6 separate regions of the Mus musculus genome follow, and all the other regions are linked to region 1. The links are chromatin loops, found by intact Hi-C in ENCODE. Cell type or tissue: left cerebral cortex. All regions are shown on one strand. Links, peaks and the distances in the headings refer to the core of each region. The heading gives the core; the rest is flanking DNA.

Region 1 (4,986 bases), core at 306-4,305:
GTTTTTAAAAAACATGCTGAAGATGAAAATCAAAGCAACCAAACAATGATGGCTTTTGTTAAGTGTTATTATGCAAAAGTGTTTACCAAACACACAAGCCTTTTCCTTTCTCGGGGCACATGGCTAACCTACACTTCTCATTGGATTCTCTTGCTGTTAAGCATGGTCATATAGCCACGACTCTTCTAAAGACAGAGTGGAAGTGACATGTGCAGACCAAAGCATTTTAAAGGTAGATGCACCCTCCCCAACTCTTCATCCCACCAATCCGTTGAAACAGGTTGAAACTGTTACAACAGGTTATGGAAAGCTGTGGCATGATAGGATAATGGGACCCAGAATCACTCAGGACAGAAGAAAGCCAGCTACTGAGCAGAGACACCTATGCAGGGCTACATGTGAACAAAAATAAATATATTTTGGTTTAGCACCATTATACATTTTCAGGCCTGCTCTAGCTACTAACATGAGTCTCTTTTAAAAGACGTTGGGTCCATATCGTTGATCTAATTCACATTTGTCGCTCATTAAATGGAACTACCAGGTAATACCAACAAAAGTAAAACCTGACAGAAACCAAGAAACCATTGGGTTAGGTTCTCTACCCAATGGCAGAAATGGACAGAAAACAAAAACAGAATCTGATAATGGTGTTGGAAGACAAATTTGAAGACATGGTGGCTTGCCTGGAGCAGAGAAGCTGGCAAAGGCTTCAGAATTGACACGTGTGCTGGGCCTGGGCTTCAAGAACATCAGACGATGGGGGAGGGGACTTCAGACCTCCAGAAAGTAGAGGTGTTCGCCCACACTCATGCAACCTTATCATTAATAAGTGCCTCTGACTTGGTCAGTACGGTGCAAGTTTATCGTGTACTGACTTTCCTTTCTGGGTCTGGCATCCCAACAAACCAGCCTTTGTTTTCAGAGAACATTCAGTATTAGCCCTTCTACTGTGTGTGTATATGTATAAATATATATGTTCCACAAAAGATGTCAGCTTAATGGATCACAACTCTTTTCAGATAAAACAGCTAAAGAGTAAACTTGGGACAGTTTCGTTACTTTCAACAGTTGAGACCCCACAACCCAGGAATCAGCAGATCAGACCTAAGTTTTGACAAACTAAGCCTGAGACTTACATTAACATTTCTACCTTCAGAGGAACACCATAGGTTCTGAACTCAGACATCTACATCCCCTGTTCATAATTAACTAGACCCAAAGTGTGAGAGTTGAAACCACTTCCTCCAAGTCTGAATGTGTGGTACTCACTGGGTAGAGCCAGACAGGGAGACTGAGCACAAAGGGTGAGAGGCCGGATGTGAGCTTCCAAAGTCAACCTTGAAGCAGACAAGTGGTACACCTCCAGGGTCTTCCAAACGCCAGCCCAAGTGCTTGCTATCCATGGCCCCAGTTTCTTAAATAAAAGGGCTAGGCAGCATTGCTGGGCAGACCAGAGCACATTTCAAAAGACTTCACTCAGCAAAGAGGCCTTGGACTTTAGGGAATCCAGTCAGGCTGCCTCACTCGTGTTAAACAGTTTGATTCTGACTCAGACACAAAATTCTTCTGATCCCTCATCAATTTATCCTGTCTCAGGTATCAGTAACTATCCCCCAAGAAGAAAAGGGGGGAAATGAGGGATAGGGGAAGGTTCCTTGAAAGTATAGCAACTCCTAAAACAGCTGAAATAATCCCCCCCACCACCACCTTAAATAGAGAAAACTGCAGTTGCCACTCAATGCTACCAGTCTGTAAACACAGCTAAATGCCTGCACCTGCCACCCGGGATCCGGGAGCCTTCATTTTTTGGTAAGTGTGGCAGAAAAGACTAAGAGATCAACTGCTTCACCAGAAAGAAAGGGACGCCCCAGGGATGAGACACAAGAAGCATGGTGCCCTGGGTACTTTATGTGTCTCTCCTCTATGAACTGAAAGGGCTCTTTGTGTCACACACACACTCACACACACACACACACAGAATGAGTCTGATTTATTAGAGGAAGGAGGGGCAAAACGGGTGATTTTATTATCCCTCCTCCCAGTGAGTCCCAGCAAACGCCTCCTGGGCCCAAGCTTGGTGGCCTCTTTCTAGCTCAGTCAGTCCCTGTGGCCTCAAAGATAAGAGAGCCTAGAGGAGACCAAACAAAACCGTCTACCGACCTAGGGAAGTAGGGAGGAAATCCAGCGTGTCGAGAAGGGAGGAGAAATAAGCTTGAGAGAGCAAAAGGGGTGGGGGGACAGAGGAAGAGGAGGCAAGGCCAGACACAGGGGAAAGGGGAAGGGTGGGTGGGTGGTAGCACAGGAAGGGTGAAGGGGAGGGTGGGGGAAGTGCAAGGGAGGTTCCAGAAATAGGCAGGAGGATGCGCTGGGGAACGGCAAGGGCCACCGAGGGAGGAAGCCGAGAGGTGGAGGAGTGGGGCAGGGGTTGGGTGGGGAGGAAAGCAGCACGGGGCATCAATTATTAAGTGATTACATCATCCCTGACATTAAAACAACACACACAGCCCTGGTCCCCGCGGGGGGCCGCGAAAGGAGGGCGGGGGCGGAGCTGGGCCAACCTCACCCCCAAGCCAATTCCTATTTTCCACCCGGCACCCGCCGGCGGCCGAGGAAAGACACCCCGGTGCCTGCGCAGCCTCGGGGCGGCACCCCGCATCAGTGTCCTGCGTCGCGGGGCGCCCTGGAGGCTGCGCGGCGGGACCGCAGCGGGAGCAGCCCGTGCGGGGGCGCTGGGCCGGGCGTCTCCGCAGCATCCCGAGGCTCCGCGCATCCCCTGTCGCTTACCTGCTTGGCTTGGCGCTCAGCTCCGGAGCACATTCACATGGTCCTCTCCCCGCCCTCCTCCGGCGCGGCCCAGGCGGCTCCCGCGGCTCCGCGGCGGGGCCCAGGAGCTCGTGGGCCTCGCGAAGCGCCGAGGGGGCGGCGCCGGTGTCCCCGGCCCGGCAGCCCGGTCCCTCCCTGGCGCGGGTGGCGGCTTTGTGTGTGCCCGGGGAGTCCTCGAAACGCTCCGGCTAGAGGCGGCCTCGCTGAGCTCTTGACCAGCGGGCGGGTCTCGGAGGCCCGGCGCACGGCGACCCCTCCTCCTCTCTGCGGAGCCCCCTCCCCGCCGGCTGCGCTCCTGACAGATGGCGCAACTGCACCGACGCGCCGCCGCCACCGCCGCGGCTTCTCGCAGCTACTCTCGCTGATGCTCGGGCTGCTCCGGATCCCGAGGGGTTCGAGAGGGGGCGGGACACGCCCTGAGACTGTCAGGTCTTTCTGCCCTATCAAAGGGCCCGCTGAGGGCTGAGCGCCGGCAGCCATTGGTGAATGCGTCGGAGGCGGGACGGCCATGGGTGGGGCCGCCGAGTGGGTTGAGCTTTACAGTGGTGGCGGGCAGCCTGCGGTGCGCACGGCCACAGGGTGTGTGAGAGGATGCGAGGTTGGCGGAGAAGGAAGAGTTGTGTGTCTGAGGATCGTGTGGAGTTGCGAGTTGGTGAGGTGGGCAGGAGAGTGCGCAGGGAATGAGCTGCTTTCCACTTTGCCAGTGGAGACTGGCACCTGCCACTCCAGCCTCACAGCCATGGGAACCTATTTCTCCAAAGAGATAGCCTCGCCTTTGAGAGTGGGAGGATAAAATGGAAAGGTGTTAAGAATGGCGATGGCAAATTAGGGAAGTGAGGAGCAAAGTAGAGAAGTACCATTGCAGAAACTGGGAAAGCTAGGACCAGCAAACGCACAACAAATAGTAAGAAATTAATGACTTGTTAGTCTCATTTTCTTGGGTACCCAAATATGCTCCCCGCCCCCCCCCCCACACCTACCCCAGGAAAAGTGAAAGAGAAGTATGACTGAAATTCAAGGGGCCTGCAACAAAGAGTCCCAAAACCACCCAGTAGAGATTGCTTGTGCTTTTCCCTAGCTGTTTACCAGTGGCCATTGCTCGTCTGGCTCCTTGGGGCATTCAAACTTCTCTTGGTTTTCTTGTTTTCGCTGGTGGCTGAGCTGAGCTTTTTGCTCAGATTTTCCTTGACGAAATAATAGCCGGGTTGGTCTGCAGTCTTTATTTCCGATTCAGCTTTTCTATGGCAGGATGTAACTTCATAAAAAGAAACATTTTGCCTTCCTGATTTTCTTTATAGGCAATTCCTGTTTACTGAGAACTCTGTTTTAAGACATGTTCAGAATCATTTTCTTTAATGATTTTGGTAAGAAACTCATCCCTCCCCCTCAGCAAATCTAATCTTCTAAGAAGTAAGTTTAAGCGAAGCAGCCTTGGCTTCCTTAGGCGCTCAAGGTCTGTGTTATCTTTCCTGCTCAGTACATTTCCCCTGTAGTTTAAAAATACCAGTCTCTTTTGCTGACTTTTTTTTCTTTGTCTTTTCCGCAGTGCTCTTTTGAGAAATTTGCTGCTATTCAGTAAATGATCCTCATGTGATGGACGAGGAAACTGAGGACAAGAGAAGGTGACACTGAGGAATTCCATGTCCGATCTCTTCCTGAAACCTGGAGCAGATGGTACTAAGTCACTCCATTGTTAATAATTTCTTTGAGAGGAGTCTCATTTTTGGCATCTGCAGCATAATAGCTTCTTCACGTAATTAGTGGACCAATAAGAGGCAAAATGATTAAATGACAAATTAACCAACTCCCAGCAAGACTCTGTTCTGTTTTTTTCTCTTTACTTACTTTTGAAAAAAATAAATAAAAACAAAAAAACAGGAAAACCCCACAACTCTTCCTCCGGATAGCTTTAAAGGGATTCTGTCTCCACAAGAAGATTTGCTGATGTTGTGAACAAGTGAGAAAGCCCTGGAAAGATGTTAGCATTATTTCCCATTTTGATCTGCTCCCAAAGGTCATCAAAGTAGATTTGACTTAAACAGTGTCCTCAGCCTACCCAAGGCAAGCCATGCTTTGTTCTAAACCTGAAATTTTATTTTCTTACAGGCAGTATCTATTACCCAACAAATGGAGAGACATTGTTCTAGAATTTCTCTTAGA
Region 2 (4,986 bases), core at 678-4,677, 150 kb before region 1:
ATTTCTGATTATCAAGCAGAGGACTCCTGTGTGTGTGTGTGGGCTTAATCTCTCATAATTATCTGCCTCCCAAGTGCTCAGGGAGCAGACTGCAGGCGCACGGTGGGCTCTCAGTAACACACACTGCAGCTGTGGTTTCCCCACATTGGTTTTTCATCTGGAGCAAGTTACTGGGTTTTCATCTAGGGTACTCACATAGAGCTTCTCAATCAGAAAACGGACGGGCTCAAAGGAAACCACGAAGTGAATAACAGTGTACTGCGCAGACTCGACAGCACAGCAGGACTGTAGCCTCTCAACCCTTAACCACTGGGAAAGGTCTTCTCGCTCCTGTGCTGTGTCACTGGCATTTTATGTGACAATTAAAAGCAGATATTTAGACAGACAACAACAACAACAACAACATACTCTTCTGCCTGGATGGAGTCAACTGGAGCCACGTAATTGCTGGGAATGTAACCAGTTTCCCCGGTTGTCAAGGAGCGGGCTTCCCACCAGTCTCCTTCCCTGCAAAGGAAAAGAAGGGACATGAATTGAACGCACCATCCAGCTGGGAATTCTGCAGGCCGACCCTATGCCTTTTCTGTAGCCTTGTGCCCCCTTCTGCAAACTTTCAACACGGGCCCTAAGAAATCCAAAGCACCACGCGCTGAAGTCAGAGTGCTTTTCTTACGTGCACGAGGCTCTAGGTTCAATACCCGGCCCCACATAAGCTAAGGGTGGAAATCCCAGTAGGAGGTTGAGGAGTTCAAGGGCATCATCAGGAGATCCTGAAACGGAAACTTTCCCACTTAGGGCTCGGGGAGGAGCATCTTTCTGGGTAGGAGGCAATCTTGAATGAGGGGTGTGTGTGTGTGTGTGTGTGTGTGTGTGTGTGTGGAGTACACACACCAGCCTCAGTTTACTTTGGAGAAGCAGTAGGAGGCCCAGTGAGGGTTGGATGTATGCTTAGTGGACCTATCAAGCTTGCTCTTGACGAAGTAGGAAGAAGACATGACCTTCTGCAGGTAGTATAAGAACACCACATAACAGGATTTCCTCAGACACTCTCAACAGGATGTTACTCTATTAAACATTCATAGCTCCCCCCACCCCCACCCCCAGATTCAGATGGAGGCCAGGCAGTTGTGTAGCTGGAGGGCAGAAGAGATCTCTGAGCCACTGCAGCAAAATTCTCAGAGTGTGAATCAGGAAGGGCACTTCCGACTCTCAGTTTACAGTCACTATATATAGAACTATTATCCATACGCTTGGATTCATGAAGGTTTATGGCATGTGAGCTTCCTCCCATTAACAGTGGGTGGGCCAATGATCATGTGCGTGGAGTTTAGCTGTGACTTGCACCAAATGAAAGCCTCTCTATCTATGAGGGCCAGGGAAACAGGCCTGCCGGTCACCATATTAGGCGCCTCAGCCTCTGACCATTACAGACACATCACCTCCTTTTCTTCTTTTTTTAGTCTGTGAAGGTAACAAGAGAAACCTCAGGCCTTTCTTTTCTTTTTCTTTTTTTTAAAATTGTCTTTGGCTGGGCTCTGTTGATGCTCAGTCAGGGAAGAAAACGTACTGATTTTGGGCTGGGAAGACCTTCCCCAGGTCAACATTAGGTAGACACCCTGGCCTCCTGTTAAGCCAGAGTCCTCCCTCCTTCAGGTTCCCTACAGAAAAAACTTCTGAGCAGGGGTACCAAGGACCAGTGACATCTGGTGGGGCTTTAGAAAGTCACAGAATAAAAGAATAAAATGGGAACTCATCCAAGTGGGTGTGGCTATGAGATAAATAACAGTAGAAAACACACACATACACACACACACACCCAAAGTGCTAATATAAGTTTTAAAAAATTATATTAAAAAATTATGTGTAGGCATGTGTGCCTCTCTATGCAGTAATGTGCAGAGGAGTGGAGGTGCCCTTGGATACCAGAGACCTCTATCCTGCTGGAGCTACAGATGGTTATGAGCTTATTGATGTGGGTGCTGGCAGCACACTCTTAACTCCTGAGCTATCTCTCTAATTTTGAGGGATTATAAAACCTATTTCTTGGTTAGGGGTGTTAGAGCACACATTTAGTCCAAGCACTTGGAAATAGAGCCAGGTGAATCTCAATGAGTTCAAAGCCAGCCTGGTCTACAAAGTGGGATCCAGGACAGTCAGGGCTACATAGTGAGACAACAAACAAACAAAGAAACTCCTAGCATCTTTCCTTTTTAACCTTATTAAACTAACAGATCAACCATGAGAGTGATACTGTAGTTCTCTTACCCAGAAAACTGTTTAATTATAATCACATTGTGTCCATATTCTTATTTGAAATATTTATACACATCAAAGAATTTACATAGACAAAACTCCCCCAAGGAGAGCCATGTCCTTTGTCAAGTGAACATCTCTCTTAGCTACCATTCGTGCATGTGTGCATGTGTGCCTCTGCCTTGTACATCTCATGACGTAGATGCTTTGTGGCCGCGTGCCTGCCTAGTGCACACAAGGCCAGGAGCCCATCCCCACCCCCAAGGAGAAAACCAAGTTAACATTTTAAGTCAGCACTGTTCCCATTTCTAGCCCCACAGAAATATATGTAGTTGTAAGTCTAGCATCTAAATGCATATTGGAAGTTATACTGACCACCATGTGTTTAAGAAAAAGGCTTTACCTTCATTTTAATAGTGAGTGTTTACTGCTCTGAAATTCCACTAGATGGAGACATTTCATCATTGAAAAACATAAAGATCACCCACTGGCTCTTCACAGCAACCAACCTTCACTGCTCCCAGCCTGGGAACCGCTCCAGACAGTGAAGAAGAATGAAGAGCTGGCAGCCCAGGCTTGTCTCCTAACGCATGCTAACCTTCATCAAGTTACTTCTAGTTAAATCAAAGTGAAAAAGAGCGAGCACCAATTTCAGGTGATGTCAGGATGTTGGGGGATCTTGCTGCAATCGGGGACAAGCCCAGTCTTACTCAGGTGACTGAGTAATCATGAATTGACTCACTAATGAGGCAATTTCCAATTTAAGTTAGTATCAGCTGTCTTGTTTTGGTGTAGCCATCTAAATAAGTTTACACACATTAGAATGTAACAGTTGTTCAGAAGAAAGATAGCACCACTCTGGACTTAACGTTTCTGGGCCATTTTTCCCCCTCACAAGAGTGACACACAAATGACAAACAGTCACACATTATAAGGCAAATGTCACATCTTGTGGCATTTTTCTCACACTCTATTCTCACTGGTCCTAGACTCAAAATATCTACTACAAGCTGTTAGGTAAATAAACAAGCAAAAACTATTTAATTCACTGGCAGCACCCATTCACCTCCACAGTCCTGCACACAGTGTTGGTTTGGAGCGGGATCTCTAACAGGACCCTTACACTTATATTTTTGGTTGTGAGCCTAGCCTTTAACGGTTGAGCCGTCTCTCCAGCCCAGGACCCTTATTCTTGACTTGAGCTACTGTAGTTAATCAGCATTTGAAAATCTGTGCCTGTGTGTGTGTGTGTGTGTGTGTGTGTGTGTGTGTGTGTGTGTGTGTGTGTGTGTGTGTGTGTGATGCATGCTGTTCAGGTATTCTTGCCAGTGTGTTTGCATGTCTACAGAGGCCAGAGGACTACATGGGCATCTTTCTCAGTTATTCTCTTCTTTGTTTTTGAGAAAGGGACTCTCACTCTCACTGAACCTGCAGCTAGCTCATTTAGCGAGACTGGGTGAGCAGTGACTCCTCCTGTCTGTCTGCTTTCCCAGGAATGGGTTACAAGTAGTGCTGCCTGCCACACTCAGCTTTCTGCGGACTAGACAAGGTTCCTAGGACTGACTGCTGGGGTCTGGACTAGATTCCCAGGCCTGAGCTGCTGGGAACTGTAGTAGGTTCCCTGGCCTGAGCTGCTGAGCTGTCTCTCCAGCCTATAAAGCTGCAGTTCTTTAAACTGTTCTTACAGTTCAGCTTTTTAATTCACTCGTACCTGGTAAGATACTGTCTTATTGTCTGACCCAAACCCGTGATTTAATCCGACACTGGTTGAGAATGGCTTCTAAGTTTTTGTAACAGACTCTGTTCTTCCATCCCGTCTTTAATCCTCAAGTCCCTCACAGGGCTGCGGCTTCAGGTGCTGGAAGTCCAGATACTTTGGAGATCAGATGGAGGCAGGAAGTGGCTTTGCCAAGAGCAGCCAGCCTTGAGCTGTCTGGCCAGCCAGGGATACTGGATTCTTCCTGCATTCCACAGCTGTACTTCTTACTCAAAGATAAGACTCTTGAAACTACTTTTATCACATGTCTGGGTAATACAAACTTTTTTTTTCCCCAGCTGGGTGGTGGTGGCACATGCCTTTAATCTCAAGCACTGGGGAGGCAGAGACAGGAGGACCTCTGGGTTGGACACAAGCCTTGTCTACAGAGTGAGTTCCAGGTCAGCCAAGACTACACAGAGAAACCCTGTTTTGAACACCAAACCAAACCACCAAACTTATTAAAAAAAAAAAAAAAATCAAACCAATTTTTTTTTTTCCTGATTATGACAGAAACTAGCTTTCAGTAGGTCCTGGGTCAGGCCATGATTGCACCTATGTAAAACACCCACTGCATTTTAAGGACATGCTGTTTCAAGGTGGGTAAATCACCAGTTACAAAGTGTGAGAACGGGGGTGGGGAGAGAAGGTGAACTTACAGTGCTGTGAACGCAAGCCTTTTACTACTGAGAACTCCCAACGGGTCAGCGAGGACCCCTCCAACCCTGTGTGCACTGGGAGGAGCCTTCTGAGCACGTCCTGATGGGAGGGGTAGTCAGAAGGAACACATGGGGGGGCAGCTGCCCCGGGGAGGACAGAGCCCCATTCCTCTCCTGTCAGGGCTGGTGGTGGTGGAGGGAGGGAGGGAGGCCTTCACACCATCTGCTCTGTCTTTTGCTCTGTATTCCCTTCCCTGTTATTACCCTTGACTCCAGGATATCGTTTTGCTGTACAAACCTTACTTTTCTTTTCCATAA
Region 3 (4,986 bases), core at 617-4,616, 200 kb after region 1:
GACGCAGTTTCTGGAATCCTTTGCTTCTATTGGGGACAGGAGGATATCCTGTAGTCTGACGGGGTTCCCGGTGATGTTTCTTCCTAGAATGGGAGGAAAGGAAGTCTTTCACAGTCTCCAGGCTTCAAGTGAACCATAGAAAGGAGGACCATGTGACCTGCAGGCTGCGAAACCTAGAATCCCTACCCAAACCAAGGCGGAGGAGGAGCCTAATAATGATGGCTCTCAGCCTAACAGAAGCTGGACCTGGGACCACAGGTAACTTGATGGAAAGGATTCTAAATATAGCTAAAATTCTAAATATATCGGGATAGTTAAGCTTGAGAATGAAAATTTTTGGTTGCAGCAGTTGTATATACTAAGGTTGGCTATAAAGTCTTGAGACTGTTCTGTGATAGGCCCACCCAGCGCTCAAATGACGTTTGAGTAGCAGCATCCAGGACGGAAACATGCTTCCCACGGTGAAATCTTGACTCGGGTTTATTTGGGGGATCTTTTGTGGAGGGCTCTGTCAGCTGACAGTCCCATTGTATACAAGAATGAGCTCGGTCAGGATCCACTTCAAAGCAAAGGAAGATGTGTTTCCCGTGAAAGTCTGTGTAATGCTTCGGAAGTCTCAAGGAAGAGAAGTAAGGGGAAGATGGAGAGTTGCATTTGAAGGCTGTAGGTGCAAAAACTCTAGGATTTGTGAGCTGAGTCGCTCTGGACTACGTTTAAATACTTATTTCATTTAGGCGAATGCAAATGAGACAACATAAAGATGCCTCCTATGTCTGATTTGCAAAGAAAGAGAACAATACTACATTCTAATCTACAAATCTGTAGTCAGAGAACACACCGACCAAATAAAAGGACTGCTGCGTTAACACATTCGCTGTTTACTCTGAAATGTGTTTGCATTGTCTGAGATTCCCATTTAATCGATTGGTCGCCCTCTACTGGTCAGAAGGGCGAGGCTCCAACCGCAGAGATCACGTGGAGGCCCCACCCACGGTTGACTGTCAGAGCATTTCTGACTGTCCAATTGTGCAAATTTCCGGTGACAATGATTGGTGAACACTTGGCTGTGTTTAAATCGACACAACGAGACCATTTTATGTGAAGAGTACTTCCGTTTATCTATATAAGCATGTTTTGTGATTGGAAAACCAAAAGGAGAGATGGACCCCCGCCCCGCCCCAGCTCCACTATCTCATTGTCTTTCTGCTGCTGGTATATTATGTATCACTACTTGGTAGTACTTTAAAACAAATGTGGATTTAAATGATTTAAATATTTCAAAGGCTACAGCCGCTGTTCAGAACGCAGTGTGTAATGATTCTCATCACAGAGAAATCTGATCTTGCTATGGAATGAAAAAGCCGAATGTTTGCGAAGGAGCAATGCACGTTCCCTACCCAGCCAAGGACTTTTTGTAGGGATGGAAAAGCCTCTTGCAGCAACCATCCTAGCGCTACTGCAGGAGTCTGGGCGAGATGGCGGCGGGGCTCCTCCCACCTCTGCGGCAGCAGAGATCAATAATGCAAGGCTCTGCGGCAAACGCGCGCCTCCTTTCTTCCCTGACAGCGACCATAAGAGCCTTCGGCTGGAACATTGACCCGTTGCGCCATCTACCGACCACCAGGGTCTAGTGCAGCTTTGAGCTGGAAAGTCCGGAAACAGCGTGAAAGCTGCATGGGTGAAGGGAGTTTTCAACACCTAATCTCATTTAAGAGGACAAAGAAAAAATAAGTTTTTTCTATCTGCCTGTGAAAAATAACACGAAGGCTTGAAGCTCCCAATGCCCATCATCACATGAAATATAGACTTGTTAGGTTTTTTGCAACATGTCTTAGGGTTACTATTGCTGTGATGAAACACCATGACCACAAGCAACTCCGGAAGAAAAGGATTTATTTAGTTTACAGGTCCATGACTGTCCATCGTCGAAGGAAGTCAGGACAAAAAACTAAAGCAGAGCAGCAACCTGGAGCCCAGAGCTGATGTAAAGGCCACAGAGGAGTGGCATCTTACCAGCTTGTTCCTTATGGCTTGCCCAGCTGCTTTCTTACAGCACCCAGGACCACCTGCTCCGGGACGGCACCGCCCACAATGGACTGGACCTTCCCCATTAATCACTAATTAAGAAAATGCCCTACAGCCTTGCCCACAGCCCCATCTTAGGTAGGCAGTTTTTTCATTTGAGGCTCCCTCCTCTCCGATGGCCCTAGCTAGTGTTAAATTGACATAAAATTAGCTAGCGCACCTGTTATTTTGAAAATAGTCTGTTTTCTACATGATCCAGGATAAAAGAAAGCCCTGTACAAGCTTATATGACCAAATTTGAATTTCAGGTTAAAAACCAACAATTAGTATAAGCATGCCACATATACGTTAAAGCATCTCACTGGGCATCCTGTCATGATTATTACCTTTCATCTTGTTAGCCAAGGCTGACAGCCCTCTCAGTAAACCTGTCTACAGGTTTTACAAAGGTTGGTAGCTCTGCTTGGACTGCTCGAGACTGTGGCGCCCTCTTCTGGCTTCCATGGGCACTGCATTTGTGTTCTCCCTCCCCACACACCTTCATGACGCATTATTAAAAAACTCCAAGTTAAAAAGAAAGCCAGGAACAGCACACTGCATTTGCGTGCTTTTCTTTGCTTGTGACATTAGCTCCAACCGCACTCGGGAGCATGGTTAATGCTCGGTCCTCTCTTGCCCTCCCTCCTTTTCATGTGGCGGTTTTCTGTGTCTGTGGCTAATTAACTTAGCTCTCCTTCCCACTCAGCATTCCCTCTGCAAAAACAAATGACAGAGCGAATTATACCGCACGGACTTACATTTGGTCTTGCTTTTTTTACGCCCGTGGAACGAGGGCGCCTGCTTATTTTCAATAAGCTCTGACCCAGGCCCTATACAGGTGGCAGGGCAGGGCATATGTGGTTTGAGGGTTGCTAGGGACCTGGTTCATTAACAGCCAAGCAGAACGTTGTAACTTCTCCATTCCCCCTGCATGGGAGTGGCACTACCTCCCCTTGGCCCTCTCCCCATCGCTGGCTGCCTCAGGGACTGCACAAGTGTTCATTAACAAGGCTGCATACGGTTAGTGGAGGAAGGGAGAACATGCCTTCTCTCATGCCTGCTTCACTGCAGTCACGTAGGCAAAGCACTGAGTCGTGTTTTGCCCGCCTGTATGTCTGTGTGAGGGTATCGGATCCCCTGGAACTGGAGTTACAGTTAGGAGCTGCCATGTACATGCTGGGAATTGAGTCTTGTTGATGAGCAACCAGTACTCTTTACTGCTGAGCCATCTCTCCACCCACTCATGTTGGAATCTTGAAAGTAGAACTTGGTAAAATTTGGAGATACATTTAACAGAAACGCTCAATAATTAGTATAAGTAAATGGACACAACTCTAAATGACCAGTAAATGTCCTCAAGAATATACACTGTAAAAGTATCTTTTATTCGCCTGATCTAATTGTTCTCTTTGTGGCTTACTGCCCCAATCTGCTACTATGGGCCTAGCCCTGCCTGGAAGCTTCTGGCCTACATATAATCTAACCCAGGCTTAGAATGCTTTCAGCTTCTGGAACTTACTGCTGAATAAGCTCATGCTTTCTGAGGTCTGGCAGGCTGCTTCGACTCCAAGCTGCCTGATTCAATCTGGCTTCTCTCTCTGCCTCTGACGTTTTGCTCTGCTTGGCCTCATACTAAATCTGGCAATCTATTCTAATCTTCTGGCTCCTTCTCCTTCTCTGACTTGTTCTGTGTTCACCTGTGTCTAGCTTGTTCTCTCTCTGCAACCTGTCTCTGTAAAACTCTCCCCACAAAACTGCCTCCTCTCCCTTTTTGCTCTGCTCCCCAAAGTAGCTTCCCTTTCCTCTCTGCCCTTGTGAGAGTTGGGCATATTCTATTCTGTCAAATCTTTCTCTGATTCATCCCTTTGTCTGCCACCCAATTAGACATCAAACACAGGTGCTTCTTTATACAAACTAACTTTACCTTCATTGTTTGGGATTAAAGGTATGTACTAAGGGTGCGTCTGTATTCCAGCCAGAGGGATTAAAGGTTGCGTGTTATGAGTGTTGGCATTTAGTCTAGGCTCTGCCCCACAGTTCCCTGGCAACAGCCAGGTGTGCCTGACTCACTATAGAAGGAGCTGCTTGCCCCTTCCTCTCTCTCTTGCTCTCTTGCTCTCACTCTGTCCTCTTGCTCTGTATCTTCTCTCCATTCCCCTCCCTCCTCTCTCTCCACATGCTCATGGTCGGACTCTACTTCTCTATTCTCTCTCTGCCCTTCTCTATCTCTACTATCCTCTCATCTCCCCTCCTCACGCCCTGAATAAGCTCTATTCTACACTTCACCATCATGTGGCTGGTCCCTCAGGGGGAAAGGGATGCCTCGGCATGGGCCCGCACCCGACTGCACATCCGCCAAAACACATCCCTTCTCTCCTTATCCTTTATAAACACCACAATGGGTGAGCCACACCACAAATAGAATCAGGTTTTTCCAGTAAGCAACACAATATCGGGTTCACACAGTGATCAAATATTTGGCAACAATACATATGCTTATCACTGGTATTTAGAATATTATTTTCCTTCCTTATATAAATAAGGAGGAAGCTTCAATGACATAGCTTCTAAGTATGGCAGAGGAGAAAGTTTATCATAGATATGTGGGAGAGCAGACCCAGAGGCAGAGACACCTGGGGGAGGCCAGTGTAGATGTGATCCTGAGCTGAACCATGTGGGGGGGGGGGGAAGAGAGGGGAACCAGGAGCAGCAGCCAGGAGACCGAATGGGACAAAGAAAAAGAGCGGATAATCAAAATGGTTGGATTAAATAAAGAAGAGCAGCCCAGTGTGTGAGGGGTGGGGGGGAGGGGGCGGGTGTTGGGTATGCCAGCCAGGACAGCCTGGTAAAGGGTAGGGGCTGAGGAATGTGGGGGTGGGGTGATAGTCTGGTGGCCAGGTCCGGTTTGGTATGTTAACCTCA
Region 4 (4,986 bases), core at 557-4,556, 360 kb before region 1:
TACACACACACACACACACACCAAAGAGATGTAAAAAAAAAAAAAAATTAATGAGTTTAAAGAACTAAGGGTTTCTAAAACGTAACTCCCTCACTCACATGAAAGAAATGAAGTGACTTTTATAAGGAATCACTATGTTCAATTAGCAAATGATCAAACCAATCAGTCAAAAATTCACATTCAAGTCTGAATATGCTATTTAAAAAAATATTTTCAAATTTCACAAACTCAAAACACAGGTGTTTAAATCCAAGACATTTATTTACATTACTCCAAATATGTCCTTAAGACAGGACAACAAAAGTTAACTGGACTGTTTCCTAAAGCAGAAAATTACTTTTCCTGCAACAGCAGTAATCCAATTGACTCGGAATTTATAATTCAAATAGCCATTTTGAGAGAAACTTTCTTCTGCTGATATTGGATCTACTTTGAATAGCAAATTCTGTTTAAGAAAAAAAAATCTTTTCTCCAAATCAAAGAATTACGGACTTCCAAAGTTAACACCTACAAGGTGAGGACTTACAGGTGTTACAAATGTCCATTAACATAGTTTACACATTAGTAATATGTCTGAATTTTGTAATAGTAAATTTGTTTTCATTAAAAAATTCTAGCATTCAAATTGTGTTTGGTTAGTTGGTTTGGTTTTTCAAGACAGGGTTTCTCTGTGTAGTCCTGGGTCTCCAGAACTAGCTAAGTAGGCCGGACTAGCCTTGAACTCAGAGATCCACCTGCCTTGGCCACCAGGGACAGATGATAGGCATTCAGCGCCACACCCACCAAACACTGATTTTTAATAAAATATTCTGGCCGCTCTATTACATTATTTCCAAGTTTTAAATCTACATGGCCTGGACTAGTTTTCTTTGGGAAGAGAATTTAAAGCAGAAAATTCTGCAGGGTAGTTTTCATTGAGTCTGGATTAATATTAACTCTACTGGGGGGCGGTCTATGACATTAAAAATGCTTGATTTATAAAAACTGGAGACTTTAAGTGTGTGCCAAGGACTTCAATTTTTTTTTCTCACATTGAGGAAACAAGATTTGTTTTATACTATGTAAGGAATTATTTTATTGTTTTCCTCTGACCTCAGCACCAAGGTATCTCACAAGCACTATTACCATATATTAATGAACCAATTACTGAGGTCTAAACTGACATTTACATCCATCTATGTGTCATGCTTGAAACAGAAACTTTTGCTTTAACCTGTGAATTATACCTTCAACCTTATACTCCTTAGCAACCTGATACTCCTTAGCAACATGATACTCCTTAGCAACGTGATGATTGCTTTTGCCTGTATCACAAGTACTTATTTTTTCTTCATTTATAGTATACATTTCCAAGTACACCACAAAAAACACAGAGGGTTTCTCTTTTTAATTGGAGGCTGGCGACCTATTGTAAGATATTCAAGAAGAAGAGATAAATATTTCTTATGAAATAGTTCACATTCCAACATTCAGAAACACAAGTGTCTACACCAGTCTATTTGTAAAAGATACTCTTTCACAGAATCGGCTAATAGCAAGTGAAATTCATGCAATCGCACAAACAAAAGCTTTCCTACATAATAGTTTTAAAATCACTCACGTATACCTATTGAGTGAGTGTAGCAGGAAAACCTATAACTCGACCACCATACAAACTGGACCACCACAACAATATCCTATTAGCATGTTGCTCTACAACTTGAAAATCAACTTCACTATCATCCTCTGCAGCTGAAAGGAGAACAGGCAGTGTATTACCCTGAGATTCCAAATCAAAACAAAGACAGCAGCACAGCATTTAAAAAGGTAGAAAACCTATCCTCCAGAACATTATAATGCCTCTGATTTTCCAGTCTTCCACGTCTCAAATGCTATACTTTCTACCAACTGTTACCAGCATTCCGGTTCTCGATCTTCCAAGGTTCACAGCATCAAACTCTACTTGAAAAAGGAGTCTTTTACCCAGCCTTATTTATGTCATTGGCATTGTTAACAAAGAGAATTCACATTAAAAGGTAGTAGCTTAGAACGAGTGTCTGTATTTTGGGAAATGGTATTGTCTTGGTAGTCCACAGAAGCTGACTGTAGTAATAAAGATGAATGGCGACGAAGGCAAAGAGCATCAAGTGGGAAATGCCGTCTGAAACCCCATAGGGCTATACCTTGGTAAGAATCGTCTTCCAGAATACGGCTTTACCATTTCATCTTAACAGTTTAAAGCATGTAAAAAGACGCAAAACTGAAAGATAAAAACGCAAAACCTTGTATATCTGGCCCCTAACCTATTTATATTATAAACCCAAAGAGTGTTCCAGAACATAGCTTGTCATTTCCCCCCCCCACCATTTCTTCAAAATGGCTTTTTTTTTTTTAATCTATTTTTAAAATGCAACCCTGCAACCCAGCCTAGAGGAATTTTAAAATGCCTATGCTGCTGAGCTTGGCTGTGTTTCCTAACGAATCCACCCCCATTAGGTGTAGTATTTTATGTTGGGCGACACAAACACGTAGTTCCTATTTCCATGGATGCACATTTCCTGAAAGCATTGCACCTGAGGATGCCGCTCTGTCCCTGTCGAGGCATTAAACTCTAAGCAGTCACGACCTGCACTCACAGAAGAGCCACATGGTCACTTCAATGAGAAAAATTATCTGGCCCCGGGCGCCACTTTCTACAGCCACAGCATCTCCGGCAGGGGCAGAGGAGAGCGAGGGTGAACAGAGGCAACCGGGAGCGACGGACAACACGCCTGACACTTCGCCTCTGCCCTCAAAGCCTTTTCTCGAACGGGGCACTAGGGACACGTAGCGAGTGGCCGGGGTCTCCGCCGGGGACCGACCTCTAAGGACCCGCGAACTCGTCCTTGGGGACGAGGCGCAGCCACCCGACCCACCGAGGCAGGGGCTCCAGCCTGCTCGCCGCTCGCAAAGGAGAGACCGGGCGCCCGCCGCCTCTCTGCCGCGGAGGGGGGCGCAGCGCTCACGCGAGCCCACATTTTTTTTTCTTTTGCGCCTCCTGTCACGCGCGCGAGAGAGAAGGCGAGCAAAGCCGAGAACAGGGCAGACTCCGCAGCGACCCTGTAGAGGGCCGCCGGCGGCGGCGTGCGCGCGAGTGCGCGGAGGGAGGGCAGCCCCGACGACCCGGCGCCCGCGCTCCCGCTCCCGCCCGCTCCCGCTTACCTGCCGGGGTCGCCCCGAAGACTCGTACCACCGGCACCTTCTTGACAGGGAGCTGGGTGAGCGGGGATTGGCAGGTATCCAGCCCCGGCAGCGGGCTGGCCATGTAGTAGTCGGCAGTCACTATCCGCACAGAAAACATGTTCGCCGCCGCCGCCACCGCCACCGCCTCCCCTCCACTCAGCGACCTGGCAGCAGCGGCGGCGGCGGGCTCCGCAGAGGCGCCTCCTCCCCTTCCTCCTCGGTTCGGCTTTTCCCCCCCGCCCCTCGCACGGACGCCGGGACGAGCGGCAGCGGCGGCGGCGCGCGGAGGCTGCGGAGGCTGTGTGCTGCCGCCGCCTCCTCAGACGCTCCGGGCGAGAGGCAGCGGGAGAGAAGCCCTCGCGCGTTCGTCGGGTCGGGTGGTACCGCTGCTGCTGCCGCCACGGCCGCCGCCGCCGGGAATCACACGGGCTCCTCGGTCCCAGGCTGCAGCTCTTGTTGCCATGATGATGATGTCACGGACGCAACCACTGGGGGAGGGGAGGAGGGGTGTGTGTGTGCGCGCGCGCGAGCGGCGACGGGGGGGGGGGAGGAGGCGGGCGGGCGCGCGCCCGGGGTGGGAGGGGACGAGGAGGGGGTTCTCCCCCGCTCGGAGCGCGCGGCTGGGGAAGAAGCTGGCGGGAAGCCGGGCCGCGCGCCGAGGAATCGATGATTCGGCCTGTGGGCCGGGTCACTGCGGCGGGGCCCGGGGAGCGCCGATAGCATGGATAGGCTCAGAGGGGCGCAGGGTTTTGGCGGCTTCCCGAGTTCCCCTCGCCGACCGCCATGTCACATCTTACGGAAGAGGCGGGGGCTGCCGCGGAGAGGATATTTTTTGTTTTGTTTTGTTTTCACAAGGTAAGGGAAGCCGCCAGCGGGAGAAGGGAGGCGCGGCACAGACCTCGGGCGGCCCTGGCCGAGCGGGAGGGTGGGAAGGAGGGAGGGCGGGCCGGGCGGGCGAGCGAGCGGGCGGGCGGAGCGTTGGACGTGCCGGCCCTTCTCAGGTAACGCGGCGGCGGAGCTGGAGCCCGGGCCAGCTCGAGGGGCGGGGGCGCGCGGGCCTCGGCCTATAAAAGGGCCGCCCTGGCGCTCGCTCCCTCCTCCGCCCTCCCCTCCCCCCAGCTCCGGGCGAGCCTCGCGCCCCGCCTCGCCCGCCTCCTCTTCTGCGGTGCTGCAGTGACTGCGCCCGGCCACTTAAGGAGATTTATTCACGCGCGGCCCTGCCCAGCTTTGCCCAAGCTGGGCAGATACACCGACAGCACAGGGATTTCCCACCGTCGTGGTTTTCTCCACCCCCCCACTCCCCCACCGCCTGCCCCTCTCGCACTAGGACAACCACTGTGGGTTCCCCCGCGCAGGCTACACACACACACCCCACACACACACGCGGCACGAGCGAGAACACGGAAAGACTTGTTTGCTCCACTCACCTCCCTCCCTCCACTCCTCTCGCGGCTGCTCGGAGAGCCCCGAGAGCCTTTCAGAGAAAATGTTGGCAAAAGGGAAAGGCTCCTAAAAGTCGGCGTGTTTTCATTCACTCTTAGTGCAAGATTTTACTACGGGTTGACACAGAAGAAAAAGGGGGTGGGGTAAGACATAAAATAAAAACCAACTTTATTTGGAGCTAGAAAGGAGATGAAGTGGCACAGTTAGGGATTGGGGGGTGCGGGGGCAACAGATGCTGCTGGTGAGGATGTTAAATTAGAACCTATGGATTTTGTCTGGCTTGGTCACTAATACTGGGCGTGACCTCGGACAAATAATTTGATTTTTTTAGGCCTCGTTTTT
Region 5 (4,986 bases), core at 517-4,516, 54 kb before region 1:
GAAAACTCAAATATGCTTACACAGCAGAATTATTTCACTCCCTTTAAAGAGCCAGAATTGTTCCTTTTTCTGTTTTTATAGGGGAGAGGGCAGGGCAGTAGATAGCTACAGAGCTTCTGAAAGGTCAAAGATCAGGTCATGAACAGAATGAAGTTAAAGGGTAAATCTCTTATTACTGGATTCATGCATCTTGGATTAATTACATGCAACCAACCTAGGCTACGATTTCTTCCTCCATACATGAGGGCTGTGTGCCACTTGTTTTCCAAGTAACATGTGATTGTCATCTCTAAAATACTGTGTTCTTTACATAAAAGACATTCTGGACACTTGCTGTGTTTTTGCAGAGGGAATCACACCCTTGATAAAGGCCCTACTGAAAATGACTGAATATTAATTACCTTCATACACACAGTGAGGTTACTCACACACTATTAGTGCCTCGAGATTAGATAGATACTGTAAACAATCCATCTGCCAAAACAGCTCTGTGAGGAGTGAACATTTACTTCACTGTGCATTCCTCACTGTAATCAGAAGGTGCCTACAAGAGTGTACCAACGCAATGTGCTGCGTGTAATCTGCAAAGCTGGATTGGTATTTTCAAGCTAAGACTTAGTATTTTCCCTCGTACAGATCTGCAATCACCTATAACCTATTACCTAACGTAGTGATTTGAAAGACTGTATAAAGCCCTGCATGAGCCAATGACTGGGTTAAGAGCTGTAACCTTGACAGTGGAGTCAAGCCTGTGTCGCATGGACAGAAACATCCATCCAGTACAATGGATCCCCAGGGTTCCTCAAACACTTCTGATGGCTTCCAATTCTGCCCCTACCAGAAGGTGCTTGGAAGAAAGATGCAGAGTGAGTATGGTAATTAACTGCTAACATGCAGGCTACTCAGACAGACCCCATATTTAGATGAGTAATTAAGTTACAGTCTTAAATGAGATGCCTCATCTCTCCAGATCTGAGTTGTCTTTGATAAAATGGATATAGTCATAACCATTCACTCACAGGATTTCTAAGACAAATCAGTGAACCAATGAGAGTCTTCACATGTAAACTCGTGTCACCTGGACCTTCATTGTGTCGGCGCAAGAACTTACATGGATACCAGCATCCCAAAGGGAAAGAGGTCTTACCTGAAGTGTGAACAAGCATGAGGATGGGTATGGAGCACCTACTGCTAAGCTCTCATAACAGAAGTGCCAAGAAAGTGTCCTAGTGAGACAGGAGCTACAGCAGACTGCAGGGCATCTTAGTAGCAGTTCTTGTAAGCCCTCATTTCTCACCCTAGCCCATGTGGGTGCCCCACTGCCATTTTCATGAGTGTATCAGTTCTGCAAGAGAAGGTGCAATGCTTGCTCTATGGAGCTGAAAACAAAGAGGGAATCCTACAACACACTCAAACACCATTCTGAGGAAAGACTTTAAAAAATAGGTCAAAACAGACAGGCTCGGTGACATATGCCTTTGATTCCAGCATGCAGATGGCAGAGGCGGGCAGATCTCCGAGTTAGAAGTCAGCCTGATTCACATAGCGACCTGCAGTCTAGGGAGGGCTACACAGTAAGACCCTGTCTCAAAGAACCAAAGCAACAACAACAGAGTGAAAGGACAATAAAACCTAACTGTTGAGTAAACTTTCATAAAAGAGGTTTAGAGTTTATGAATTAAGTTAAGACTCAAAAGACATAAAATGGGGAGGAGAATAATAAAAGTCAAGTGGGAGCGCCCGCCGCTTCCTCGGATGAGACCTCAGATTCTCCACAAGAAGAGAGTAGAGTGAAACCCTGAACGTGAAGAGGGGACGCTCTGCTTCTGCTCTTCCACTGGAAGCTTTCAGAATCCGCTAAGGGAAAGGTAAAAATACTCACTTGGTATGAGCCTTTAAACCAACTCTGTCCATGTGTGGCTGTTTCTCTGTGTGTCTATGTATGTGTATACATGTACACCTGTGTGAATACTGTATGTGTGTATATGCTTTAAAGACTTCCCAATAGTTTCTCTGAAAAAAAGGAGCTTCTCTTAAAATAAATCTGATAAGACAAAGTTCCCAAAGATGTCAATGCTGCCATTGCCACCATCAAAACCGTGCACAGCATCCAGTTTGTGGACTGGTGTCCTGCTGGGTTCAAGACTGGCATTAATTACCACCCTCCCTCTGTGGTACCTGGTGGAGAGCTGGCCAACGTACAGAGAACTGTGTGCATTCCAAGAAACACCACAGGCATTGCGGAGGCCTGGGCTTGCCTACATCACAAGTTTGATCTGATGTATGCCAAGCTTGTCTTTGTGCACTGGTATGTGGGTGAGGACATGGAGGAAGGGTGTTCTCTGAGGCCTGTGAGGACCAGGCTGCCTTACAGAAGGATGGGGAAGCTGGTGTGGATCCTGATGAAGGAGCAGGTGAGGAAGGAGAGGAATATCAATTTATTCTTTCAGCCCCTGTATCATGTCCGACTTCCAGAACTTGAGCTTCAGCATTAGCGGGCAGGTGTCTAAGCTTTTGTTATGTTCACTGTGTTAGCATGTCTATCTTTTCCATGTGAACCTGTAAGGTTTTTCCAGGTTGTCTCAAAGTGAAAGCTTTAAGAAGGAAGGAAGGAAGGAAGGAAGGAAGGAAGGAAGGAAGGAAGGAAGGAAGGAAGGAGAGAGAGACAGACAGAGAAAAAGAAAAATCTAGAAAGATACAGAGGAGGTGCCTGTCCTGGAAGGCTGCAGTCAGAGACAACAAGTCCCCTCTCCACAGGCCCCTGGGAGCTATGGACTGGGAGCTATGGACTGGCTTCAGCAGCAATCTCCTCCCAGTCCGTCAACTGTTTGAACACTTCCCAAAGAACAAAGACAACAATCACATTATTGCATAATGTATTTGACTGCGTAATAAGCAGCAGGTGGAATTTCAGTGAAGAATTCTATCATTTTCAGAGTATTCCTCATCACTGAAATTTCCTATTATATTAAAAATAATACATATGGTGTTTATTATTTTAAGTTGTCAAGAGAGTTTGGCACCTTGCTCTTGACAGAACTGCCTAGCTTCAAAAAGTTGCACATGTGGCTGGAGGAGAGGATTCCTGGTATTTGTAGAGATATGTCAGCACCACCTAGCCAAGTGGGAAGAGAAATGGAGATAAATACTTGGATTTACCTACAATATTTATATTAGCTATTCCTCAAATGCCTTTGATTTAGTTATGTTTTTAAAAGTATGGTCTTAAACATGAAGTTGCCAATGCTAAACCCAGCTCCATTTAAGGTGGTGACAACATGAATATGTCATGCTTACAGCAAGGATTCAGTAACTGTAATGGACAACCTATCTTTAACTCAAACCTGACCATCAGAAGGCAGTAACAACAACACAAAAACTCTCTTTAGGAGAAATAAAATTAAAACTTAAAAAACTGGTGCTTCATAGATCCTATGAAGTCACGGTTTCTCAGTAAAAACTCCCGTTCACTGCTACAGAAGCTCGTTGCTGTATTACCGGATCTCAGCATGGCAACTCAGTGCCAACTACAGGGCTGGAACAAGAAAGAAAGTAAATCTTGTGAATGAACAGCACCATATATAAATTACTGAGATACAATTACACAACTGAATTTAAACATTTTACTTGTATAAGGACCTAGGTGATGGGGAAGTCAATTTAAGAAAATGGCTCCTGGTACCACAACAGTAACAAAACTATGCCGTTTGCTGAGATATTGTCTTTTACTTTTTTAATGGAGTATGTTGGATACTTCTGTAATTTTTGTTCAAATGGTGAAGCTGTTGCTGCTCCTGATGCATTGCCATGAATGATCTTTTTATATTACTATCTCCACGGCTATATCACCTGAAGCTTTAGACACATTAGCTGTGATGTCAGCTTCGGGGTAAGCATCCCAGTTTATTGTGTTGGGCTGGCATTGCACATAAATGAGCAGCCATACTGATCTAGAAACACTGACATTCATTTTCCTCATTTTTAAAGGGGTGATGCGCTGTATTAAACATGTCAGGTCTTGTCTCCATGGATTTGATTACAGAAACTAATAAAGTATTCTTTAAATAATGAAAAATTGTGATATAAAACTATAATCAACAACCCGAAATCTACAGTGCTTTCTTAGTGTGTTCAAAATAGGTCGTAAACGAACGTACAGAGTTCTAGCCCCATGAGGAAACACTGCTGTAAGCCTGGATACACAGATGCAGATTTCTAGGGCAAGGGATGGGTTCTGGGTCATTTCACTTTTCTCTCTCGATTTTTCAGTACTTTTTGGATTACAAACAAACAGTGCCCACACACTTCCTCTTGGTTGTCAGTGGCCCTGTTCTCTAAGTGTCGTCCCCACTAATCACATCAAGAAATGGCTGGCAAAGAGGACAAACTTCAGACAATGTCTTCTTGATTTCTCAAACGTTCTGTATGTTCTGTGTCTGCAGCCCTCTCATCTGTGAGTTACTCCTATGACACGCTCCTAACAGAGTGAACAGAGGCACATGCATTTTAAAAGCACAGATGGGCTGCTTAGGTACAGCTCAGCTATTTCACCAGTCTTGACACACTGTCCCTTGTGCTGAGCCTGGCCTTCTCAACGCTCTGGCTGACCATCACAAGCCAAGGATGATCCCCTGCATTCCGTATTTATCCAAGTATATTCACCATTGATGGTCTCCATCTCTCAGCTCCACACACAAAGACCTCAACTTATTTAACCAAAGAAGCATTGCTTTTCTTGAAGGCTAGATGAGTTTGAAAGTAGACGGCCTGTACTAAGAACCCATGGTTTATGATCACTCTTCTCTTTCAATCGAAGAGAAAATGCTTGCATTGCCTGATAAACAAAAGCTAAGTGTCTCTCTGCAGATTCCACTGACAGCAATGTGTGTCCTTCACTGGGGCACTAGCCTGGTTCCTACAGTGCTGGGCTGTAGTTTGGACCAGCCTCAGGCCATCCTCTGAAACTCTGTATCTATGCACATGTGC
Region 6 (4,986 bases), core at 348-4,347, 65 kb before region 1:
ACATTCAACACATCTCACAGTTTAAAATGTTTGCAGCCCACTTGGCAGATAAAACTCAATGGGTACCATTAACCAACTGAGGAAGAATCCTTAATTACTATTTACCAAGATGGACTTGCAGCTAGCTTTGAAGAAAGTATGTAAAACTCTTAGGTTTCTCACCAGGTATGTTTTTGCTTGATAGGAAATGGCAGTCTGATACCAGATGACCAGAATTCAGATGAAATTCTTCTAAAACAAGACAGAATTCCCACTGCTGCTTTCTCATCTCTCTCTCCAGTAAACCTGTTCCCAGAATCAATCCCCTGTCTCCAAACTTCAGAACACCTGCTTCCAACAGGCTGTTTGAGTGTATGGTACTGCCTCATTTCTTTGAGCAATCTTTTTACACAACTCATAATTTTCAACTTTTCTAGTTCAGGTGATTATATTATTTGGTACCTATAAAAGTAGCCATTGAATTATCTGTGTTATCTGGGGTCTATTGAGAGTATCTGTAAACAAGGATTATGACCTGTCAAACCTTTGGGATCTCAGCCAGTCTCCTCCATCACATACTCAGCTTTTTAGTCATAATCTGCTTCATCTTCTCCAACCTGGCAAGGGGAGTCTCGTGCTATTAAGGTCATGGAACAGTGTTTCTCAACTTTCCTAATGCTGTGACCCTAATACAGTCCCTCATGTTGTGGCAAACCCCAACCATAACATTATTTTCATTGCTACTTCCAACTGTAATTTTGCTACTGTTATGAACTGTAATGTAAATATTGATATGTCTGATATGCAGGATATGATGTGATCCCTGTGGGGGGGTTGGAACCCACAGGTTGAGAAATGCTATCAGGAGGGAAGTAATGTGTAACATTGACTCCTGGCAGAGGTGTGAACAAACCCCAGAGATGAAGGGCAATGCAAGATACTGAACAACTTGCCTAGGATAATTTAATTTCTGAAGTAACAAGTCTAAATGCAGAATTACCTAAAGGCAGATCCAAGGAAGACAGATGCATACATAAAGAACACTACTATATTGATATTGGATATTTACTTTCCAAAGAAATACCAGAAAATACCTACCAAGGTAGGAGTGGGATAAACTACATAAAGAGAGTACAGAGAAGGATCAGCTTATGCCAAGTCCCTGAAGGAATACTGCAGTGGATACAGTTACTGACTTCTACTGATTTCATTGGTGTCTCCTCATCTTCAAATTAGTTTGTTTCAAAAGCTGCTAGTGTAAACTAAATAAACTTTATAAGAACATTTCATTTCTGAGAAATTAAAAGCCCAAGAAGTTACATCACAGACCCCAAAATAGAGAACCCAGAAAGGGGCCACACACACACTCTGAAGTTTCACTTTCCTGCTACTGAGTATCTATGCTCGGGAAACACACGACATGTCTCATACTACACCCACTGTCATGAGTGACATCCCTGTAACTATCTGGTGCCCAGTCTTTGTTAACTGGCAACAAAGGGCTACCTATGCAGAACTTAACAGTAACAAAAATCAGGGCTGTGTCCACAAAGCAGCTCTGCTGCCTGACTGTACGGACAGTTGAGAGTCACTAAGAATCCAGTCACAGCACTGAAAGACCTCAGCGGCCTCCATCTGAGGTTTCCTTAGCACTGCTTCAGGAGTCCTCAGTTCCCTTATAAAAACAAGAGAGTAGTAGGCAAGCTGGCTCTCGGCCTTCATCCTAAGTAGAAGAACCTCCAGGAATTTGTCAGGCCGCGTTCATCTGAGGAGGCCTCTGAGGACCTTCTGCCAACTGAGACAGCACCTGTGACAAAGCCAGCAGTTTGGTCGTACAGTGTCTTCTCCGTGGGGAAAGCTTGGAACATTAATTTTCCCACCAACTAAGAGGCTCTCAACCACAATCCCTTCCTCCCGGCCTTGTCATTACTCTGTGAAAGTGTCACAGAGCTGTCCAAATGTTAGGGGCACAGCCAAGCAGAAATATCACTGAGTAAAATCAGAACATGAGGCCAAACTCGAATTCAGATGCACAGTTTGGGACAAAATTATATTCAAAATGATTCAATGCGTATCTCTGATAGTCCCTGATGTTATGTAAGCCACAGTTATTAGCTGGATGTACTGATAAGCTATGGTAAGAATTACAGTCCAATACTTGGTTTCTCTTTTTGTTTTTCAAGACGGGGTTTTTCTCTGTGTAGCCCTGGACCAGACTGCCTCTGCCTCCCAGGTGCTGGAATTAAAGGTGTGTGCCCTGATTACCCAGCTTCACTGTGCATCTCAAATCCAAACTCAACTGGGCATCCTTATGCTTCTGCTGCATCTGGCAATCCACACGTGACTCACGCTGCTGCTGCTGCTGCTGCTGCTGCTGCTGGTAGGCTGCTCCACCCACTGGTCTTTACCTACACTTAGACCAGCACTGGCTCACCTTCTGAGCCTGAGGAACAAGGGTCTGCAGTGTCTGCTTAACCCTTTTCCATCCAGATGTCTACCGCCACCCTTTCAGCCACAGCCCCTTACCCTGGTGCCCACTGTGAGTCAACTCACAGTGTCACTCACTGCTGAATGACTCAGCCACCCTCTCTGAACCAACTGCCTCTTTTTTTTTTTTTCCTAAAGAAAAGGTCATTTATAACCACAAATTTAAATGATCGGATTACAAACCTTCTAAATACTTAAGTGGAAAAACAAATGTAGGCTGTGTGAAAGGAAAGCTGGGGCGGGGGCAAGAGAAGAGGGGGCTGGCGCTGCTCATGGGTTGGCTCTCTAGATTCTTCTACAGTTCTGCTTTTCTAACAGCTTCCTTTCTTTCCCGAGTTCACAACAGCACTTTAGGGGATGGAAAACACACACACACACACACACACACACACACACACACACACACGGAGGCTTAGACTAAGTAAGAAGTTTCTACTGACTTATAAACTGGTCTCCCACTGCCCCAGTATATGGCTGCACTCTAAGACTCCAGTGCAAGTCGGAGGGACTCTTAACATCTAATCCAGACTGTGCACAACTCAAGGCCCCACTGCCCACTCTTGCTTGGGCTACTTGGAGCCACACTCTTGCTTGGGCTACTTGGAGCCACAGAGAACAACTGTGCATTCCAGTGATTCCAGGTACTGTGGTAAATCAATCAATCAATCAATCAATCAATCAATCAAACAAACAAACAACAAACCATTCCAGGAACCCTTGAAAGCCACCTCAGGCTCTCCAAAGCCAGCAAGTCTCGACGGGACAGAAAGCTAAGCAGTGGAAGTGCCTTCGACACTACAGCATGTCCTACAGGGTCAGGTGTTTTAAGTCCAGCTCCACCCCCTAGAAGAACCTGTCTCCACTACCTCCCATCAAAGATGACCCTTTTCCCTAATATCTACAAATATACTAGTTTGTTTCTTGTTAATGTGACACTAACTAGGGTCATCTGGGAAGGAGCCTCAACAGAAAATGCCTCCATTATACTGGGTTATAGGGATTTTCTTGATTACTGATTGATATGGCAGGGCCCAGCTTACTGGGTGGAGTCATCCCGAGATGGACTGCATACGAGAGTGGGCTGAGCGAGTGATGAAGCAAAGCCAGTCTGCAGCACTCCTCCGCAGCCTCTGTGTGGGCCCCTTGCCTGTCTTCGCGTCATGCTATACTGTAAGGTGTAAGGTGACACAAACCCTTTACTCCCAGGTTGCTTTTTGTCATGGTGCTCATTACAGCAACAGAAAGCAAACTCGGACAGCCACCCACTAGCCAAAGGACTCCACCAAAGTCCCAAGGGAAGAGACTTAAAGTCAGCATTACATTGCAAAATAGGAAAAGCATTTAATACCCTTCTTTAGCAATTGGCTCTTAGTAGCCGTCAAGCTGCTGGGAAGATAGAAATGCCACAAGTCCTGGTCCACCGTGACTGAGGACAGAGTTTGTCACTACTAAGCTGAGTTTGCAGACCCATTTAAGGAGCTGGGGCACTTGGGTCTGCCCCACCGAATCAACACCTGCCAATGACATTTACGTTCTTGTCCTGAGATTTGGATGTGAAGTGTTTAAGATGGCAACAAGGCTCTGACTGGGGAGGGGAGGGGAGGGCTGGAGGACAGGGAGTGACACTCTGAAGATGTCATATGCTCCAAGAATTTTACATTTAATCCTCTCAACAACTGAAGGGGAAACTTATCTAAGCAGGCTGAAGCCTAACTCATGTCTTTTGGGCACCAGTGCTGTCTCCAGCTTGTCCATCTGTTCCACTCGGGCACCCAGTTTCAGCTTCTCCTCCTGGGGTCAGCACAAGGCCACTGCCTTCTCTAGCCATGCCCTTGGTAGACACAGACTGAGCACTTCATGGGCTTATAACAAGGGCTCTACTGAAGAGATCCATTCTAACAGAGGGCTTCTTTATATACTTTCTGCAATAAAGCTGTGTCCATTATGTAGGTAATTGCATTTTGTATCTTGGGGCACACTTAGGGAACCTCCACGAGTTGCCTGACTTAGCAGACGATGGTAAGAAGGCCATCACCAATGCTGAGCTTTGTCCTACATGACAAGAAAAGTCTCAAACTCTTAGGCAGGGAGCCAGAGGAAGCCGGTCCTTGCTGTGGTTTGTAGGGAGGTCAAAGAACACTCACCCCTCTATTTCTAATCAATCTCTCTCACTCCCCGAATTAGTCCCTTTCCCTTTCCCCGCCTCTCCCTGATCTCTCTGGTAATTTTGATGTACAACCAGAAGCGGCTTCCCTAGCTCAGGCTCGGCTGGCATGACAGCTGCCCCTCCCCCAAGACCCGACGTCCTTTAGGTTTATCATTTGTAATTTGAAAATCTACTGAGAAGGAGTGCACTATGGTTGAGGTCAGAGTCCTCTACAGAGGTTTAGAGTCCCTCTGACGCAAGCGGACCTTTGTCTTGTGAAGGCAGTGCAGCAACAGTACAGGTGTACCCCGTCGGTCAGCATAAGCAAGAAAGCACAGCAAAGCCACAAGGCCTACTGTGGTCCAGCAGGAAGC

Evidence for each region. Peaks named below come from ENCODE experiments on the same cell type or tissue, not always from the same donor. Only the 100,000 strongest peaks of a DNase experiment are listed, where the experiment ranks them.
Region 2: it touches region 1 in a loop (2.4-fold over the local background); 14 of 42 quality-filtered maps call a loop at or near these places.
Region 3: a loop joins it to region 1, with 5 times the contacts of the local background. A loop is called at or near these places in 14 of 42 quality-filtered maps.
Region 4: it touches region 1 in a loop (3-fold over the local background); 5 of 42 quality-filtered maps call a loop at or near these places.
Region 5: it touches region 1 in a loop (2.1-fold over the local background); 10 of 42 quality-filtered maps call a loop at or near these places.
Region 6: it touches region 1 in a loop (2.7-fold over the local background); 7 of 42 quality-filtered maps call a loop at or near these places.

The regions. Positions count from the first base shown.
Region 1 is chr10:39,367,992-39,372,977 of GRCm38, reverse strand. It overlaps Fyn (Fyn proto-oncogene), which reads right to left and starts at 3,179. Exons shown (of 14, transcript NM_001122893.1): 1 at 2,788-3,179. Gm31616 (predicted gene, 31616) reads left to right here and starts at 3,366. Exons shown (of 2, transcript NR_168583.1): 1 at 3,366-3,483; 2 at 4,373-4,986. In left cerebral cortex, for the core only: a CTCF peak has its summit at 2,681; DNase peaks (open chromatin) are centred at 2,031, 2,619 and 3,280; H3K4me3 peaks cover 2,634 bases; H3K27ac peaks cover 2,030 bases.
Region 2 is chr10:39,518,275-39,523,260 of GRCm38, reverse strand. Fyn (Fyn proto-oncogene) reads right to left here. Exons shown (of 14, transcript NM_001122893.1): 6 at 409-507. Among named protein-coding and RNA genes, the nearest start is that of Gm40627, 70 kb to the left of the region's middle. In left cerebral cortex, for the core only: a CTCF peak has its summit at 2,693 (motif pointing right); a DNase peak (open chromatin) is centred at 2,778.
Region 3 is chr10:39,167,903-39,172,888 of GRCm38, reverse strand. It overlaps a transcript of Ccn6 not described here. Among named protein-coding and RNA genes, the nearest start is that of Ccn6, 6.6 kb to the right of the region's middle. In left cerebral cortex, for the core only: CTCF peaks have their summits at 946 (motif pointing left), 1,611 (motif pointing left) and 2,512 (motif pointing left); DNase peaks (open chromatin) are centred at 982, 1,565 and 2,520; H3K4me3 peaks cover 1,013 bases; H3K27ac peaks cover 972 bases.
Region 4 is chr10:39,730,808-39,735,793 of GRCm38, reverse strand. Rev3l (REV3 like, DNA directed polymerase zeta catalytic subunit) reads right to left here and starts at 3,634. Exons shown (of 32, transcript NM_011264.3): 1 at 3,181-3,634. The coding sequence starts at 3,319. It overlaps E130307A14Rik (RIKEN cDNA E130307A14 gene), which reads left to right and starts at 3,787. Exons shown (of 3, transcript NR_038037.1): 1 at 3,787-4,056. In left cerebral cortex, for the core only: CTCF peaks have their summits at 2,691 and 4,402; DNase peaks (open chromatin) are centred at 3,440, 3,707, 3,888, 4,247 and 2 more places; H3K4me3 peaks cover 3,148 bases; H3K27ac peaks cover 2,813 bases.
Region 5 is chr10:39,422,062-39,427,047 of GRCm38, reverse strand. The region is part of intron 2 of Fyn (Fyn proto-oncogene); the gene reads right to left. Among named protein-coding and RNA genes, the nearest start is that of Fyn, 55 kb to the right of the region's middle. In left cerebral cortex, for the core only: no CTCF peak of the experiment used is centred there; a DNase peak (open chromatin) is centred at 2,275.
Region 6 is chr10:39,432,709-39,437,694 of GRCm38, reverse strand. All of the region lies in intron 2 of Fyn (Fyn proto-oncogene), which reads right to left. Among named protein-coding and RNA genes, the nearest start is that of Fyn, 65 kb to the right of the region's middle. In left cerebral cortex, for the core only: no CTCF peak of the experiment used is centred there; a DNase peak (open chromatin) is centred at 2,379.